2 separate regions of the Homo sapiens genome follow, and region 2 is linked to region 1. A link is an interaction called in ENCODE POLR2A ChIA-PET data of the cell type or tissue named here. Cell type or tissue: GM12878. All regions are shown on one strand. Each heading gives the region's core, and the rest is flanking DNA. Links, peaks and the distances in the headings are about the cores only.

Region 1 (2,922 bases), core at 249-2,748:
TCTCTCCAAGAAAGGGTGAACTTTTCAAGTCAAAGAGCAGGGACGTAAATAAATGCAGTTATGGCTGTCTTAGGAGGATCCATTCACTTAAGGCAAAGGTCTTAGAAGTTACAGAAGAGGAGAGAGAATGGGAACTACTGTGGCACCAGGATGTCTGGAGAAGAGAAAGTGCGCTTACTGTGCACAGCTTCCTCTCCCTCACCTGCGCCACGGTGAACCCACCTATATCTTTCTGCTGGCAAAAACATTTGCTCAGTGTGTCGCCGGAGTACTTGAGTGTCTGATATTTCTCAAGGCAGAATCTACCTCACTGTCTCTGAAACCTCAAAATATGTGGCCCTCTCGAAGGATAACAGTTGGCAGCAACCTAAGGCTGTTCTGCTCCAACTTGGAATGAAGAGGAATATGATTTGGCCATTCTTCTTAGCACAGAGGCAAATAAAAAAAAAAACCCTTATATACTTCAAAAGATGAAGATCTTACTTCTTACTGGCTATCTTTGCACCAGGTCCTGGGATTGGCATATAATAAAAAATGCATATGCAGTGGCCATGAAATGGGCTTAAAGGTCAATCTTGGCTGCCAGTCGTGGCTAAACTGCATTGTATTCCATGTTTTTTTCCATATTGCCCCTGCAGTGTACATATACATGCACAGTCATGGCCCCTGCACACTGTGTACACACTCACGCCTGCACACATGTATGCATATCAACGCCTGCACATGTACTTGTATGCACACTCACCCACACATGTGCATTTGTGTGCACTCACTTCTGCACACCTATTTGCATGCACGCTCATCTCCCACAAATATGTATGCATGCACACTCACGCCCCCCCCACCCTCCCGTGTGAAACTCTGCACCTGCTTGTCTTTACCCTCACCCTTGAACCTGTGTATAACCTCATAAAGTAGGAAGAAGCCCAGTGTTGAACTCTACAGCCTTTTACATTCAAAATGGTTTTGAAAAATGCCCATTCAGAGGAACAGGAAAGCACCAAACCTAAAAGGTCTGAGGACCTTTCCATGCTTTCTGTCTCCTAATCTCAGAGCTGTACCAATCTGTTATTTAAAAATTAGTCATTATTTATCCAAGGCAGGAGGGGACAAATGTAACTGTTAGTTCAGTAAATGATTTCATTCTTTTTTTTTTCCTGTGTCCTTTCTACTGTTAAAGTGACGAAAATGACACCACGGTTTGATATGTGGGGTTGGTTTCAGTTTGAATAATCTCATCCTTAGCTGCATGTGAACTCATGTCTTCTCACACTCTATTAGATAAAAGCCTAAAACAGGAAGGCCAGAAACAACTGTTTTTAAAAAGCTCATGCTACCCTGGCAACTTAAGTTGGAAGAACCTAATAAATAAATACAAAGCTGCCCCTCTGTCCTAATGTACTTCTTCTGAATTCCAGCTGGGCACCTCATGGTTTCATGCCTGAATCACAAAGGCGAGTGCCAGTACCCAGCCAGAGCAGTTTTCCTACCATAAACCAGTAAATGTGTGTGTATCACATGTAAGTCAGGGTCAGATGGGGAAAATCAACTACAAAACCGCAGAGACATTATGCAAAATTGGATTACGTACATGTTTTCAGTTTTGTCTCTTAGCAGTTTAAGTCTTTAATTAAAATACACACGAGAGAGAGAGACAGAGAGAGAGAGAGAGAATCTGTAACTGTTAGATTTTATAGGCCCCGGTTATGAGATAATAGCCTTCCAAGTAATTTTTATGGGTCATTCTATCTAGTGGCAACTTAGACTATAAAGCCATCTCCCAGCTTCCCAAAAGTAATGTCTGTTTTCTCACTTTCTAATAATTACTTCAGATTTGAAAGTAAGGAGTTGTCACAGTGAATACAAATTAGAGTCAGCTTCAGGGTATTACTAAATGTGGATTGTTTTGTTCCGAGTTTTATCCATTTTAGGCAGAGTAACATGATCATTTATATACATCTGCCTCTATGCAGGCTGTGTAGACATACTCAGAACACCAGCTTCACCTCTTCAGTCTTCTAAGACAGTCTTTCTAATACTCTATATTGTCTAATAGCTAAGCTATTGTTAAATAAAAACACGCAAATGTTTGCAGTTAGGCTCCCCCCTCCATTCTCAACCTCTTAAGTGATACAGACAGTAAATGCATTTTGATGTTTATTTAGAAAGTTGGCATCCTGGGACTGTTCACAAGATAGCTAATTTGTCTGAAGGTCCCCAGAGACAGTGAAAGTCATCCCACCATCTCTCTAGCTGCCCTCATACCGGGGAAGTAAAATGCAGCATAGAACACTGCAGCTCACGTTATGGAGAACAGTGGTGCTATGGTGATTTCCTTTCTATTCAAATCATTTAGTGAGGATTTACATAATTTGCATTAACGTGTGACTTTCGATCACTTATGCTGCAGCAGAGTATTCGTTGCCTATGTTCTCTAAGGCACCAGTGTGGTGGTTCATGTGTCCTTGTATAAAAGATTACTGTCCTCCCCATCCCCAGTCTTTGTATCTGTGCACCAGAACAAAATGCCCTCGGATCATGGCCACCCAGGCCAGAGAATGAGGACCCACACTTTAAAAACCCTGTAGATGATAGGATGAGCGGTCCTCATCCGTCCCCTCCCTGAGAGTGAGGTTGGGTTGGAGTAGAAGGATGGACTCTGCCAAATGATGACAGCAGCCCTGAGAGTCCTTCTCACAGGTGGCCAGCTCTGTCCCCTCCAGCCTCACCACACATTCCCCTAGTACACAAAGGCAGACCCGGGCAGCCACTCAGCATGCACATGTAGCAGTGTCCCCTGTACACTGGTACCCTCAAGGCCTCCCTGGCACCTTTGCTTGTTACGTTGGCTGATTTCTTCAAAGGGAAATATGGGATGTGGTGCAGCCTGGCCCTCACACACTCTGAAAATAGCACTGCCCA
Region 2 (2,922 bases), core at 330-2,829, 91 kb before region 1:
AGCAGCCACCTCTGGGCAGAGGTGCAGGAAGTGTGACAGAACAGGAAAGCTTTAAAGTCACTGTCTCCCTCCCTCCCATGCCCTAGGCTACCCTTGCTGGTCAGAACCTCCTGCTTACTCTGGTGGACAGACACCTGAGTTGCTGCTCTTGATGAAGTTTCTCCCACTTCTTCAAACCAGCAAGGCATAGGACCCCACTTGGCTTGGAAGACACGTGACGCTCTTGATCATTTCAGTCCCTTTTACATCCCCATAATATCACCGTGGCCTGTTAGATTGATTTGTGAGTAAGATTCCTTGCAAATAGCAAGATGATCGGAAGCCTCTATCTTTTCCGGGGGAGGTGCATATTTAAACAGACAGCCTAAGCTATTTATAGATTGTAATGTATTGTGTTACAGGGAAAAGGTGGAAGTCAACAGTAATGTTCTGTTCCCCATTTCCTATAGTTTCAAGCATATTTTCTTGCTAGTCCTAGAGACTTTAAACATTTAGAATCTCCAGTGATATCTATATTCTTTTGATGTACTTTGTGTAGAAACTCAAGCACGAGCAGGCTTCAGAGTCAGCTAACCAAAGAATCTTGGGGCTTTTGATCACTTTCCATTAGCACAAACAGTGATCTCTGCCCTGTTGTATATTGTTTGAAAGGACATTTGCTGTTTAATGAAGATAAACATGTTGCTGGGTTTTTAATATGTCTTCTCAACTCAGGAGCTGAAAAATGCATACATGAGATTAGTTCTGTTGGCGTAGAAGGGATTCTGCGTGCCCCAAACATTTTCCTAGCCGTTGGCTGAACTTTTGAAATGTGCTTTGCACTGCAAGAACAGATACTGAACAGATATTTTACTTAGAAAGCCTTCTGTTTCAATGGTGATTCCCAGGGGCCACTCAACCACATCTTACTAAATAATATTTGGTCAAAAGAGAAACGTGAGTGCAAGAAGGACACATGATCACAGCCACTAACAAATTCCTAGAAAGTGCTGCTTGTTGTCATTTCTGGTTAGGAGGTGATGGTGATGGCAGGTAGAGGGTCTAAGCCATTCTCCTGTCTCTCTTTTAAAGTACATTCTTCTGTTGCTGTAGCTCCTGGCATTGGCTGTCACCCTCACTTGCAGGAGGGAGGGAATGACTGTTTGTTGCTGTTGGTGTCTGAAAATCTGTGGGCAGAACTTTTAGAAAAAGCAGACCACAGAGCCTGCTATATATTTTGTTCAGCCCATTCTATTTCTCTTCACTTTTTAACCGATTGCGACAAAAAAAGGGGCCTGCCTTCTAAACTTGTCTTTATCTTTAAAAGAGAATACCTTTTATAAATGCTTAGAACTTGGAGATGCTGTTGTTTTTATTTAGTATTTGAAAAGCTAAGTATGCTGACACTGTCCTGGGAGTGCAGGCCCCTCATTGAGAGAGAACAGTAAACACAGCAATGACTTTGCTTTTAATTTGAAATGCGTTACTCTTCTTAGAGCTGAGGGGTGATTTGAGATGTTCCTGTTTTCACATTCAGCTATTTCCTGGTTCTGTGATCATAATAAATTCCATAGCTCCAAAACATTAGAGCAAATTGTGTCTTCTGTAGGAGTTATTTACGGATACTCAAACAAATGGTGCTTTCTGAGGAAGAAGAACTGTGTATGAAAACTATGTGGTAAAGCCTTTCATATCTGCCGTGGTGGCAGAACTTCTGAGGAGCTGGCTTTGAGGGTAATGATATCTTTATCACCCTGACGCTGAATGGAGGCGGGGAGGCCTTTGTGTGTTCTGTTGCCAACTAACACCTGGCTGCCTCAGGGCATCCTGCCTGGTAATTGAACCCATGAGTATGTACAAAGATTAGAGGGACCGTTTGAGGAGAAAGATGGGGGCTGGAGAGGCAAGGTTAGTCTTGCCATTATAAGCTTAGGTGCAGAAGGAAGCCAAGCTACCTGGAAGGCCACCTCGTGGCAAAGACACCCACTAAGGCAGGGCGGTGGCCTGGGACTGACCATCAATCACTTCCCGCTCATTCTCCTCAGAACTGAGGACTGTTGTCTTCAGTCTTCCCCAGCCTCGCTTATCTTCCTCCTGCTTCCTGAAGGAAATATCCTTTTGCAATGGGTGGACTATCAACTTGAATTTTTAGCAAGCAGGCTGGAGAAGTTTTTGGAAGTTTTGGAGACATGGCTGGTCTTGAATTCCTGGGCTCAAGCAATCCTCTCACTTTGGCTTCCCAAAGTGCTAGGATTACAGGTATGAGAAGTTTTTGGAGGTTTCGGACTTGTTGCTAGGTTGATTCTGAGGGAGAAAAGACCTCTGTTATTCAGAAGGTTGTGGACTTCTGAAGAATGGAAATCGGGCACCCTGAAGGAAACATATGTCAATCCTAGTCCTGGAGCTAGCATGGCTCAAGTTTATTCCCTTAAATGTCTATTGTGTTAAAACATAAAAAGAGTTTAGATATACTTCCACATCTTTGCAGTTGTTAGCTCTCTGGACATTTATAAAGGGAAAGGAAGAGTGAAGCAGAGCCCCATTAATTCCCATGCATGGTGTCTGCTGTTTGAATCCTGGAAATCAGGATGATTTTATTCACATGTTAATGCCCTCTAGTGGCTAGTGAGGTGCCCTCTAAGCAGGACTTTCCCCAGCTTCCACCCCTTCCTCTCCCTAACTAAATTAAGCACCCACTTTACAGTAGTTGAGTATGTGTCATATCAAGTCTGTATTTTCTTACTAAGATTCATCTACCACGTGGGAAAAAAAAAATCAAAAGCTTTGTTACAGTTCAAAGAACGTAGTGCTGTTGCTACATCAAGTGAGGATAAATCTTCCATCTGTAGCAATCTGTATTATAAGTCTACTGGATGTGACAGAAAACTCTTTAAAACTTTGATGCACATATTTTCACAGCCAACCGATTTCATTAAAGTGGGA

What was found. ChIA-PET counts read pairs that join two places held together with the same protein. Peaks named below come from ENCODE experiments on the same cell type or tissue, not always from the same donor. Only the 100,000 strongest peaks of a DNase experiment are listed, where the experiment ranks them.
Region 2: POLR2A ChIA-PET joins it to region 1 with 13 read pairs; 3 of 35 experiments call an interaction of 5 or more read pairs at or near these places.

The regions. Positions count from the first base shown.
Region 1 is chr6:16,419,577-16,422,498 of GRCh38, reverse strand. The region is part of intron 6 of ATXN1 (ataxin 1); the gene reads left to right. Among named protein-coding and RNA genes, the nearest start is that of GMPR, 180 kb to the right of the region's middle. RefSeq lists an enhancer at 1,246-1,295. In GM12878, for the core only: no CTCF peak of the experiment used is centred there; DNase peaks (open chromatin) are centred at 1,258, 1,468 and 2,298; H3K4me3 peaks cover 638 bases; H3K27ac peaks cover 2,500 bases.
Region 2 is chr6:16,510,940-16,513,861 of GRCh38, reverse strand. All of the region lies in intron 5 of ATXN1 (ataxin 1), which reads left to right. Among named protein-coding and RNA genes, the nearest start is that of ATXN1-AS1, 250 kb to the left of the region's middle. In GM12878, for the core only: a CTCF peak has its summit at 2,600 (motif pointing left); a DNase peak (open chromatin) is centred at 1,701; H3K27ac peaks cover 1,543 bases.